3 separate regions of the Homo sapiens genome follow, and regions 2 and 3 are each linked to region 1. A link is a contact called in ENCODE Hi-C or POLR2A ChIA-PET data. All regions are on one chromosome and are shown on one strand. Each heading gives the region's core, a stretch centred on a gene start or an enhancer-like site at or near the end of the contact. The rest is flanking DNA. Distances are from core to core; before and after follow the strand shown. Region 1 holds the start of PARP3 (poly(ADP-ribose) polymerase family member 3). Region 2 holds the start of DNAH1 (dynein axonemal heavy chain 1). Region 3 overlaps WDR82 (WD repeat domain 82).

The links. A loop is a pair of places that touch in the nucleus more often than their neighbours do. ChIA-PET counts read pairs that join two places held with the same protein, here RNA polymerase II (POLR2A). Pooled maps may share reads with other maps.
Region 2: a map of naive thymus-derived CD4-positive, alpha-beta T cell shows a loop between it and region 1 (27-fold over the local background). The contact joins the promoter of DNAH1 here to the promoter of PARP3 in region 1. A Hi-C loop is called at or near these places in 1 of 168 maps with a recorded cell type or tissue (naive thymus-derived CD4-positive, alpha-beta T cell), 1 of 37 single-sample maps with no recorded cell type and 7 of 50 pooled maps. POLR2A ChIA-PET finds 5 or more read pairs at or near these places in 1 of 52 experiments (H1).
Region 3: a loop to region 1 is called in a pooled map, with 5 times the contacts of the local background. The contact joins the enhancer-like site here to the promoter of PARP3 in region 1. A Hi-C loop is called at or near these places in 1 of 37 single-sample maps with no recorded cell type and 7 of 50 pooled maps. POLR2A ChIA-PET finds 5 or more read pairs at or near these places in 2 of 52 experiments (PC-3 and activated B cell).

What each region holds. Positions count from the first base shown.
Region 1 is chr3:51,941,113-51,943,974 of GRCh38, forward strand. It overlaps PARP3 (poly(ADP-ribose) polymerase family member 3), which reads left to right and starts at 1,251. Exons shown (of 11, transcript NM_001003931.4): 1 at 1,251-1,596; 2 at 2,242-2,426. The coding sequence starts at 2,244. It overlaps RRP9 (ribosomal RNA processing 9, U3 small nucleolar RNA binding protein), which reads right to left and starts at 792. Exons shown (of 15, transcript NM_004704.5): 1 at 669-792; 2 at 297-379. The coding sequence starts at 755. RefSeq lists enhancers at 154-802, 927-1,256.
Region 2 is chr3:52,314,298-52,317,951 of GRCh38, forward strand. DNAH1 (dynein axonemal heavy chain 1) reads left to right here and starts at 2,022. Exons shown (of 78, transcript NM_015512.5): 1 at 2,022-2,248. RefSeq lists an enhancer at 2,536-3,474 and a silencer at 3,413-3,642.
Region 3 is chr3:52,251,836-52,255,489 of GRCh38, forward strand. WDR82 (WD repeat domain 82) reads right to left here. Exons shown (of 9, transcript NM_025222.4): 9 at 2,599-3,654. Among named protein-coding and RNA genes, the nearest start is that of PPM1M, 7.9 kb to the left of the region's middle. RefSeq lists an enhancer at 1,596-1,915. Within about 2 kb of position 1,581, at least 17 of the 41 ENCODE cell types and tissues checked have a DNase peak (open chromatin) inside an H3K27ac peak, as active enhancers do.

The DNA of each region.
Region 1 (2,862 bases), core at 1-2,500:
TGCAAGAAATACTTGACAGCTTTGTTCTGTTTTCCTGCAATTTCTCAATCAGTCCAGTCCCTGCCAAAACCTAAGGAGGTCTCAATGGCCTCGGATTGGGGCCCAGGGTCCTTCCCACCCAGAGACCTCGCAGAAACAAGACTTTGCAGGACCAGAAACTAAAGGAAACAGCCACGATCTCAGAGCCAAGGGACAGAGTCTTGGATTCTAGGCTCAGTTCTGTTCGGACTCACTCAGTCTTCCGTGCACCATGGGACTCAGTTTTCCCTCCCACTATGTGGAAAAGAATAGCTCACCTCTCGCTCTCAGAGTCGCTGGAGATCTCCTCATTCATCTTGCCGCCACCCTTGGATTTGCCCCTGTCCCCCGCAGAGTCGGCCTGGGAATTATACGGTCTTTTCTTTGGTCAGGGGTCCAGACCACCCTGGCATTGACCAAGGGCCCCCCCCCCTCGGTTCCCTCAGAACCCCAGGAATGGGGAAGGCGGTGGTTCCCGGGTTAAGCGAACGGCTTTCTAGGATTTGGCCCGCGGAGAGAGGGACGAAGCTGACTCCAGCAGGGGTCCAGGGCGAAGGGCTGGGGAAGGGCCGGGACCCAGGTCCCCTGGATGGGATGACGGTTGTCCCAGTAGCAGGGCTGACCGCGGCCCTCAGAAGCGCCATGCTCACCTTTCGCCGCCGCTTGCCGGCCCCCGCGCCAGCCCCGGCCCCAGAGGCCGGCTTTCCCCGCTTACGAGCAGCCGCTGTTGCCGACATGCTGCCCACCAGGCGTGTAGCAGCGGCCGCAGAACTCACGTGGCAGCTGAACCCTCCCAGCTCCCCAGCCGCCTGGCAAGACCCCGCGTATTGATAGGCTTCCACCGCCCGCCGGGCCCCGCCTCCTACTGCTCCATTGGGTCCTTCTGCAGGCTCTGCCACGCCCCCAGGCACCCATAGGATGCACGCTTGTAGCCCCGCCTCCTGAAGTTCCTAGGCTCCCGCACCAGGCTCGAGTAGGAAGCCCGCATCTCCACGGCGCTTCCGGCCTGATGCTGTGGCGCTTGCGCTCTGCTGCTGGCCCACTTCGAAGTCGGAGCAAGAGCCTTCTCTGTGTTTGCGCCCCTTGGCCGCTGGGGGGCGCCAGAGACGCGGCGCCCTTTCGCGTTCTGGAACGTGACTCCTCCCCTCCATGGGCAGCCCGGCGCTAGACCCAACGGGGATCCAAGCAGCCCCGGGGAGAGGGAGGCTGCGTCTGTATCCGGGCCCAAGGTCACCGCGCGACCGGCAGATGCGTGCTGCAGGCCCCGGCCACATGAGCAGCGCTACGGACGCGACTGCCCCGGCCTTGGATATGCCAGATCGAGTGTCCACCCGTCCGTGGGACTGGTCGCCTGACTCGGCCTGCCCCAGCCTCTGCTTCACCCCACTGGTGGCCAAATAGCCGATGTCTAATCCCCCACACAAGCTCATCCCCGGCCTCTGGCGATTGTTGGGAATTCTCTCCCTAATTCACGCCTGAGGCTCATGGAGAGTTGCTAGACCTGGGACTGCCCTGGGAGGCGCACACAACCAGGCCGGGTGGCAGCCAGGACCTCTCCCATGTCCCTGCTTTTCTTGGGTGAGTGTCCTATGGTCCTGCCCACGGCAGGGCAGGGCAAGGCCTGGTGGGACTGGCCTTTGCCCTCTATCAGTTCAAGGCCACTGATCCGGAGTTCTGGCTCCTCAGAACTCTTGAGTCCATTGGGAAGGGCTTCTACAGCTCTGGGTTCTAAGCTCCGGGAGGATAATCTGGCCCCAAGAATCCTGCCCCCAGGATCCTCTGCCCACCCTCCCCCATAGCTCGGTGACTCGGCCCGGCAACCATGCCAGGGCTGAACTAGCTGACACAGGGGGAGGAGCCCCGAAGTGGAAGAGAGAGAGCCTCCTTTCACTTTCCCTACCCCTCAGGACACACAGGTGAGCTGCAGAGGGTAGGGAGCCAGGCAGACCCTGTTGACCAGAGTGGGCAGACTGGACAGAGTCCTAACCTTGCACTTGGGACTGGGGAAAGGGGTGTTTCTGAGTGACAAAGAGCTGGGTGTGGTCTGGGGCTGGGAATGCCGTCAGAGTGGACACAGGATGCAGTGGGAGGCCACCGAAGGGCCAACCCGGGGTGGGGCAAGTTGGTGCTGTGCTGGCCCAGGGCAGGGGTGGGGACTGAGAGTGGGTCGTTGGGGATGAGGAGACCATGGAGGCCTAAGGGCCTCTCTGTGCCCCAGGACAGCCATGGCTCCAAAGCCGAAGCCCTGGGTACAGACTGAGGGCCCTGAGAAGAAGAAGGGCCGGCAGGCAGGAAGGGAGGAGGACCCCTTCCGCTCCACCGCTGAGGCCCTCAAGGCCATACCCGCAGAGAAGCGCATAATCCGCGTGGATCCAACATGTCCACTCAGCAGCAACCCCGGGACCCAGGTGAGCTGCAGTCCCCAGTCAGGCCCAGAGCCTGCCCACTGATAAGCACAAACACACCCAGGCCACCCCCTTAGGACTCTGTTCTGGTTTTGGAGCCCAAGGCCCCCAGGTAAGCGCCAGAGCAAGGCCATGTTCTCCTGACCCCAGACATCAGGGCTGTGTCCCGTCAGGTCCAGGCGGGTCACATCTGCCCTTCAGACCCCATGCAGGCCTCCTCCCACCGCACTTAGGGAAAGGCTGTGACTACATCAGTCTCCTGGGCGCTTGCCCATGTCCCCTCAGGGCAGAGCCATGTCCCTCTCAGATTCCCCCATCCAGGGCCCAGCTGTGTCCCCCCCAGCACCCCCCATACCTCCATGTCAGGGTTTAGCCATGTCCTCTCACACCGCATCCCCTAGGGAAGAGCAGTGACCCCCCCAAGCTTCCAAGACAGGGT
Region 2 (3,654 bases), core at 772-3,271, 370 kb after region 1:
CTGCCATCTGGCGCTTTGGCCCAGGAAGGTGGGGACCAACAGGCATCCCCCCCTTGGGCCGCTGCTCCTGGAGCGCAGAGCCTCAGCATCCTGCACCCTCAGATGGAGGTCAGAGAAAAATAGGCTGGGGGAGAGGAGGTGAGGGTGGGATCATGTGGGGTCATGTGCAACTGGGCTGGTGTCAACAGCCACTATCTTTGAGGTGATGGCCCCGATGTGGGTTGCTCTATCTTCCAGTCATTTCTATGGGTCTTTCCTGGACTGACGCATGGGCAGGGCTGCTGAGAAAAGCTGTGCCTCTGCCCCAGCACCCCCTGACCCCATCCATCAAGTCCACCCTCCAGTTGGGAGAAACAGCAGTGACCATCACATGGTAGGGAGTGAGTCATCTACCAAGTGGTACTGACCATGGTCCTCTGGGGCCCTGAGGAGAGTGTGTGTTCTGTTGGCCAAGGCACTCAGGGAGTGTGTCCTGAGAAGTAGCCCAAGATGGCATGGAAGATCATAGAAAAACAAAGAGGGAAGAGGCTCCGGCAGGGAGGCTGCACAGGAGTAAAGGTGGGCAGGGGATTAGGTGGGGGCTGTGATGGATGAAGATTGTCTGTTCATGGGCCAGTGGTCTTCAGTCCACCAGCCCCGGAGAAACTCTGTTCTACTCCTTGCTTGAGCTCTGGGCTTTCAAGGTCTTGTCTGTCAAGGTGATCATGTGGATCAAAGGAGAATTAAATTTTCTCCATTTTTATTCATCAAAGAAATGATTATGCTGGTCAGAACTGCTGAGGGCAGCTGAGCAATGGCAGGGAGGCTTATGTCGGGGAGGCCTGGGGAGGCAGTGAATCGTAGACCTCACCCATTCCCTTCTCTGACACCCCCCGCCCCCGATGCCTGCAACTCACTTTCTTGTGGCATAGCTCAGAGCTCCAGGCCTAGAAAATCAGAGGAAGATCCTGGGGGCCCAAGAGGGAGGCTGGGGACAGGTGGGGAGCGGGTAGCTCAGCCACTCAGTCTGGATGCCTGTCACCTTCCGTTCTGGCTGGCCAGCCACATGAAGGGCCCATTCTGCTGCCCATTCACAAGGGGCTTTCATCTCTGCAGCCAGTGAAGCATTGCTCCCATCTCAGCCAGCAAGGAGACACAGGGGAGGGGGTGTGCAGACTTGCCATGACCTCAGACTCCATGCTGGAAAGGCATGGCCCTGGGCCAGGGCATCCTAAGCAGCCCATCTGCCCCAATCCCCCAGCTTCCAGGCCACCAGAGTCCTCAGCAAGGGGGATCTGAGTAAGAGATGGGCAGTGACTCCCCAACTCTTGTAGAAACCTAGTCCTCCCATTTCAACAAGGGTAAGGCTGACCTCTCTTCCAGCTTATTCAGGGCAAAAGATGGCCCTCCCATCACAAGAGGGGCAGGAGTCCAGTGGGTCATGGCTCAGCCCCCTGCTCCTTTCCCAGGGAGCAAGGTAAGTATGGTGGCCTTCAGGACAGGGCAGGAAGACCAAAGCCTGAACCCTTGCGCAGCCATGGGAGAAGACAGCACATTAGAGGGTAGCCCCTGAGACCCAGGAGAACAGGGACTGACTCACGGTGTCCTTCCAGGGAGGAGGGAGGCAGTCATATCCACAGCCCGCCCTTGAAGAGGGGCGAAGTGGAGCTGGCAGGGCTGCTGGTAAAAGCAGCACCCCCGACCCCCACCCCTCAAGTCCATTCTCCAGTTGGGAGAAACAGCAGTGACCATCACATGGTAAGCAGTGAGTGGTTCTGTGAGCTGGGCCTCCTGAGAGTGGACCCTTTCAGCTGTGGCCTGTCCATCTGTCCAGCAGCCACAGCCCCTGTGATGTCACCAGCCCACTGTGTTGCTTGGCAACTTTCCAGGATTAGCATTCTGCCCCTCTCATCCCTGACATCCCACCATAGGCTGATGTTGCCATGGCAACCCGGATAGATGCTGCAGCTTTTTGGACAGCTGTACCTAGTGTGGGAAGTGCCAGGCAAAAGCAGGGAAGCAGGTGCCTCTCTACAGGCCAAGGGGGGTACCCAACCTATACGCAGACCCATTGAGCAGCCAGACTGCCCTAAACAGGGCTATGGAGTCCTTGTCCCTTCTAAGAGCTGTGGACACCTTGCCTCCAGTTCCCCTCACAGTCCTTTCTTCCTTCTGCAGTGATCACTGAGTACCTGTGTGAATGCCAACAAGAAAAATAAAACCACAGTTTGGATTCAGGAAAGGTTGCACCACCATCAGGTCTTGAAGGGTGAGTAGGAGTCCGCCAGATGCAGGAGTGGATGGAGACAGGTTCTAGACAGAGGAAGCAGAAGCCTGTGCAAGGGCTGAACCACTGTCTCCAGGCATAGATTACACCCTGCCTCTAGGTTCCTCATGGCCTGGCCTCTCCATCTTTCCCACTCAATACACTTTATGGTGGGGATAGGGTCCAGTTCAGTTCCAGACACTTAGTGCCCAGCAACAGGCCTGGCACCAAGCCAGCACGACTAAAATGCCAAGTAAAATTCAACATCAGGGCCTATGACCTCCCCTAGTACTAACCGTCTCAGCAAGTCTGTTTCCCCATCTGTGAAATGGGGCCAGTTTTGAGAAGGCTGTGGGCAGGGGTTCTCAGGTACAGATGGGGTGATGTTTTTCTTTTGGTTCTTTTGGTTTGTAAACCACTTCTTTCCCTTACAGAAAAAATTGGAAGACTAGTACATGGACATCTGTGACCTTCAGATTCCCTAATTGTTATATTGCAGCACTTTTGCTTTATCTCCTCTTTGTCTTTTTATCTAGCTATGCTTACCTATATGTATAATTTTTGCTGAACCATTTGAAAGGAAATTGTAGCGGACATTCTGACGTGTTTCTTCAAACACTTCAGGCCACGTCAACTAAGGACAGTCTGATACAACCACAGTAGCATTATCACATCTAAGAAAATTAACAATAATTCAATATTCAGAATAGGGCAGGAAGATCAAAACCTGAACCCATGCCAGGTGCTGAGAGCAGATGAGGGGCATCAGAGGGTGGGCGCCCGAGCCGAGGGGTGTCGGGCGCATCCGCTGCCCAGCGGAAGCGGCGGCCTGAGTGGAGTCACCGTGCAATGGGTGGGTGTGGCTTTGTGAGCCAAGCCCCAGGAGAACCAGAACCCACCTTTTCCTCAGTGCCCTGACCAGCTGTCCCGCAGCTGTGGCTTAAATGCCAACTTCCAGTTCGTAAATTTCTTCAATTATTCCTCCCCAAATTATTTACATATGTATATGTATTTAAATCAGGATTTAATCAAAGTTCTCACGCTGCATTTAGCTGTTTCGCTGCTTACTCTAAAAGGGCACAGGAGGGAAGATGGGTGGGTAATGGAGCCTAGAAGAGTGACGCTCCCTGGTCGGCCCTAATCCTGCCGATCGGGGCATATGCTGGAACATCCCAGTCCCACTGTCCTGGGCGGAAGTAACCGAGACCTGGAGTTGGTGGGTAGGTAAGGGTTCAGGCTGGGGAGGTTCGCGGACGGAAGCTCCCGCCCTGCGGTGCCGGATGGCCCCGCCCCTTAGCAACGGCCTAGCGTCCCTCCCTAGAGACGGGGCTGATGCATCCCCGCACTGCTCGGTGGAACCGGTACGTCGGTGAGGCGGAGGGGTTGCGGGGCCAGCGCGGGCAGCGGGA
Region 3 (3,654 bases), core at 331-2,830, 310 kb after region 1:
CAGCCTGTAGCTGGAATTACAGATGTACACTGTGACTTTTTCACTTACTTTTGAATGCAGATTTCTATAAAGCTATAATTAGCTGGATAAAAGTTAGGGCCTTAGGGCTTGCTGTTTAATAAGCAGCTTAGTTCATCTTCTCCAAAAAGACTATGCTGTCATCTTGGCTGGGGCACAGTGGCTCATGCCTGTAATCCCAGGACTTTGGGAGGCTGAAGCAGGTAGATCACTTGAGCTCGGGAGTTTGAGACCATCCTGAACAACATGGTGAAACCCCATCTCTATCAAAAATACAAAAAATTAGTAGGGCATGGTGATATATGCCTGTGGTCCCAGCTACTTGGAAGGCTGAGGTGGGAGGATCACCTGAACCCAGGAGGTGGAGGTTGCAGTGAGGGGAGATTGTGCCACTCCACTCCAGCCTGGACAACACAGTGAGACTCTGTCTCAAAACAAAACAAAACAAACAAAAAAATGGGGCCAGGCCTGGTGGCTCAGGTGTGTCATCCAGCACTTTGGGAGGCTGAGCAGGCAGATCACCTGAGGTCCGGAGTTTGAGACCAGCCTGACCAACATGTTGAAACCCTGTCTCTACTAAAAATACAAAATTAGCCAGGTGTGGTGGCACATGCCTGTAATCCCAGCTACTCGGGAGGCTGAGGCAGGAGAATCGCTTGAACCCGGGAGGCGGAGGTTGCAGTGAGCCAAGATCGCACCGTTGTACTCCAGCCTGGGCAATAAGAGCAAAACTGTCTCAAAAACAAAACAAAACAAAAACAGCCATGCTGTCAACTAGAACGTACCAAAGCTCAAGTGCTCAGGAAGTATCTATTGAATTACAAGGCAAACCACCTTCATGACCTCAGCTTTACTTGACCCTTCTCTGATTTACTCCTACTTTATAATTTAGGTGAATTCTCTCACCAGGCAACTGACAGCCCAAAATTGCAGCCAAGAAGAATATCCAACAGGTCGCAGAGCCAATGGTAAAACCTGTATAATTAACTCAACTGAGAGGCTCTCAGAACCCACCCCACCCCGGCTTTTTTTTTTTTTTTTTTGAGATGGAGCTTCACTCTTGTCGCCCAGGCTGGAGTGTAATGGTGCCATCTCAGCTCACTGCAACCTCTAGCCTCCTGGGTTCAAGTGATTCTCCTGCCTCAGCCTCCTGAACAGTTGGAATTACAGGCACACACCACCACACCCAATATTTTTAGTAGAGATGGGGTTTCATCATGTTGGCCAGCCTGGTCTCAAACTCCTGACCTCAGGTGATCCACCCACCTCGGTCTCCCAAAGTGCTGGGATTACAGGCGTGAGCCACTGCACCCAGCCTCAGACCCCCTTTCCTACCCATTAACTCTAGATTTCATTTCCTACACATTCTCCAGGGAAGACTGGAAAAACTGCATCAGATATTTCCCACTGCTATATTCCACAGTGCAGGACTTCAGGGTTGAACCTGTCCACAGCTAGGCCCTATGGTAGTCTTGCTAGGACTCCTCTAGCCAGGCAGCTTGAGTGCTGTCCTACCAGCCTGTAGGAGTGTCACTTCCTCTTTCCTCACCACAGCCTCCACTACCTCACCACTCCGCCTGAGCAAAAAAAAAAAAAAGGGTGGGCAGCATCCTGTGCCTGCTTCTCTTACCCACATCAACTGCTGAGCCAGCTCGCCCCCACAGCCTGCTTGCCTAGCTTGCTACCATGCCTGCTGTTGTTCCTCACGTCACAAGGCTGAATGAAGCCTGGGGGGTGGGTGAAGTAGGTCTTTCAGTTGCGAGCAGGACAGAGACCAGAGTGGCTGCTCTAAGGGCAGCCATGCTTACCTACTTGTTCATGTCTCCCAGCAGAGCTGAACACGGCAGCAGTCCTCCCACCAGGCCAGGAGGGGGTCTCTTCCTACGTACGTAGTGTCAGAAGAGCCTGTGCATGGCCTGTCACACACAAGCTAGGATGTTCCCTCCGCCACTGTTGCAGAGTCCCATGAGCAATGTGAAAATGTGGCAGGCCCAAGGTTTTCTTCTCTGGTCCAGAGAGGGCGAGGCAAGAGCAGGAAGCAGGTTCTACAGCTCTGAGAATGCTGAGCTAGAGCAGCAGCCTCCAGGCAAATGGGTTACCAAAGCAATTGCCTTCTGCCAGACTGGGTGCTGGGGCCTCAGAGAGACTCCAGTATTCTTGCCTTCCTGAAACCAGGGTCTAGCAGGACAAAACATATTCCAACTAGAGGTTGTCAATCTGGTGAAGGGTTGAGTAAACAGTAGAGGATGCAAGGCAGCCTGAGGTAAGTGCCAGACAGTCTCCGAAGATTCAGGCTGGCTCAGGCTTGCCTTGCCCCGTCAGTCATTGCTGGCTCTATGGCTATTACAGCCTGGGGTTGAAGGCTGGTTCTAGGGGTTCCTCCCACCAGCCCATAAATCTTAGTTACCAAGGGGCAGTCAGAGGCAGTCCCAGGGAGCCCAGCAATCCGTCTACACAGCATTACAGCAAGCTGCAGTGTGAGCCAGAACTAACAGGAGACAACCCAAGCCTCCCTCCAGCTCTGGGAACCAGGCAAACCATGCTACAGAAACTCAAATCGAAGAGGCTGCAGCCATAAAATTCTGTTTAAGACTGTAACATGGAAAAAATGTTTATACGTTAAGTACAAAAGGGACATAAAATTGTATATACAGAATAACGACTATGTAAACACACCAAAAATCTATGCACAGAAATGTCTAGGGGGAACATTTAACACCAAAAGATTAACAGTGGTAGCATTTGGGTGGCAAACTTGATTCTTTCTAAAATTCCCATATTTTCCTTAATAAGCAGTAATTATAATTACAACGGGAAATAATTTCTTTAAGTACCCAGTGCAGTGTCACTGTCAAATAAACATCAGTGGCTTTGGCCCCAATTCTTAAGGTGGCAAACGCCGCTGCCCCACTCCCCACCCATCCCCAATAGGGCTTGAGCACCTGTAGCCCTGCTGAGCACGTCTGTGCAGCCCCAGCCCTCAGCATCTCTTCCACTCGCTTCCAGCTATATCTTTTCCCTTTCCTTCTTAATTCAGGAGGCAGCTTTGCAACCACAGGGCCCAACGATAGAGACTGTGAGGTGGCATTTTTTTTTTTTTTTTTTTGAGACGGAGTTTTGCTGTTGTTGCCCAGGCCGGAGTGCAATGGCACGATCTCAACTCACCGCAACCTCCGCCTCCTGGGTTCAAGCAATTCTCCTGCCTCAGCCTCCCAAGTAGCTGAGATTATAGGCGCATGCCACCACGCCCGGCTAATTTTGTATTTTTAGTAGAGATGGGGTTTCTCCATGTTGGTCAGGCTGGTCTCAAACTCCCGACCTCCGGTGATCCGCCCGCCTCGGCCTCCCAAAGTGCTGGGATTACAGGTGTGAGCCACCGCGCCCAGCCTTGAGGTGGCATGTTTTCAAAGAACATGGTGCTCAGTTTTGGACACACAGGAACTCAAATACAATCATTTTCCTGCTGCTAAGTAATGCTTGGTGGCTGCTCTGGTTGCAGATATGTGAAGTTAGGTAGCCTTTCCTGTTAACCCATGGTTCCAAGCACTCTCTCTTAACAATCATTCCTACTGTGAATTTTCTACCCGGAAAAGCCAGGGGTGGGCAATAACAATTAAGATCATTTGGTTTCTAAAA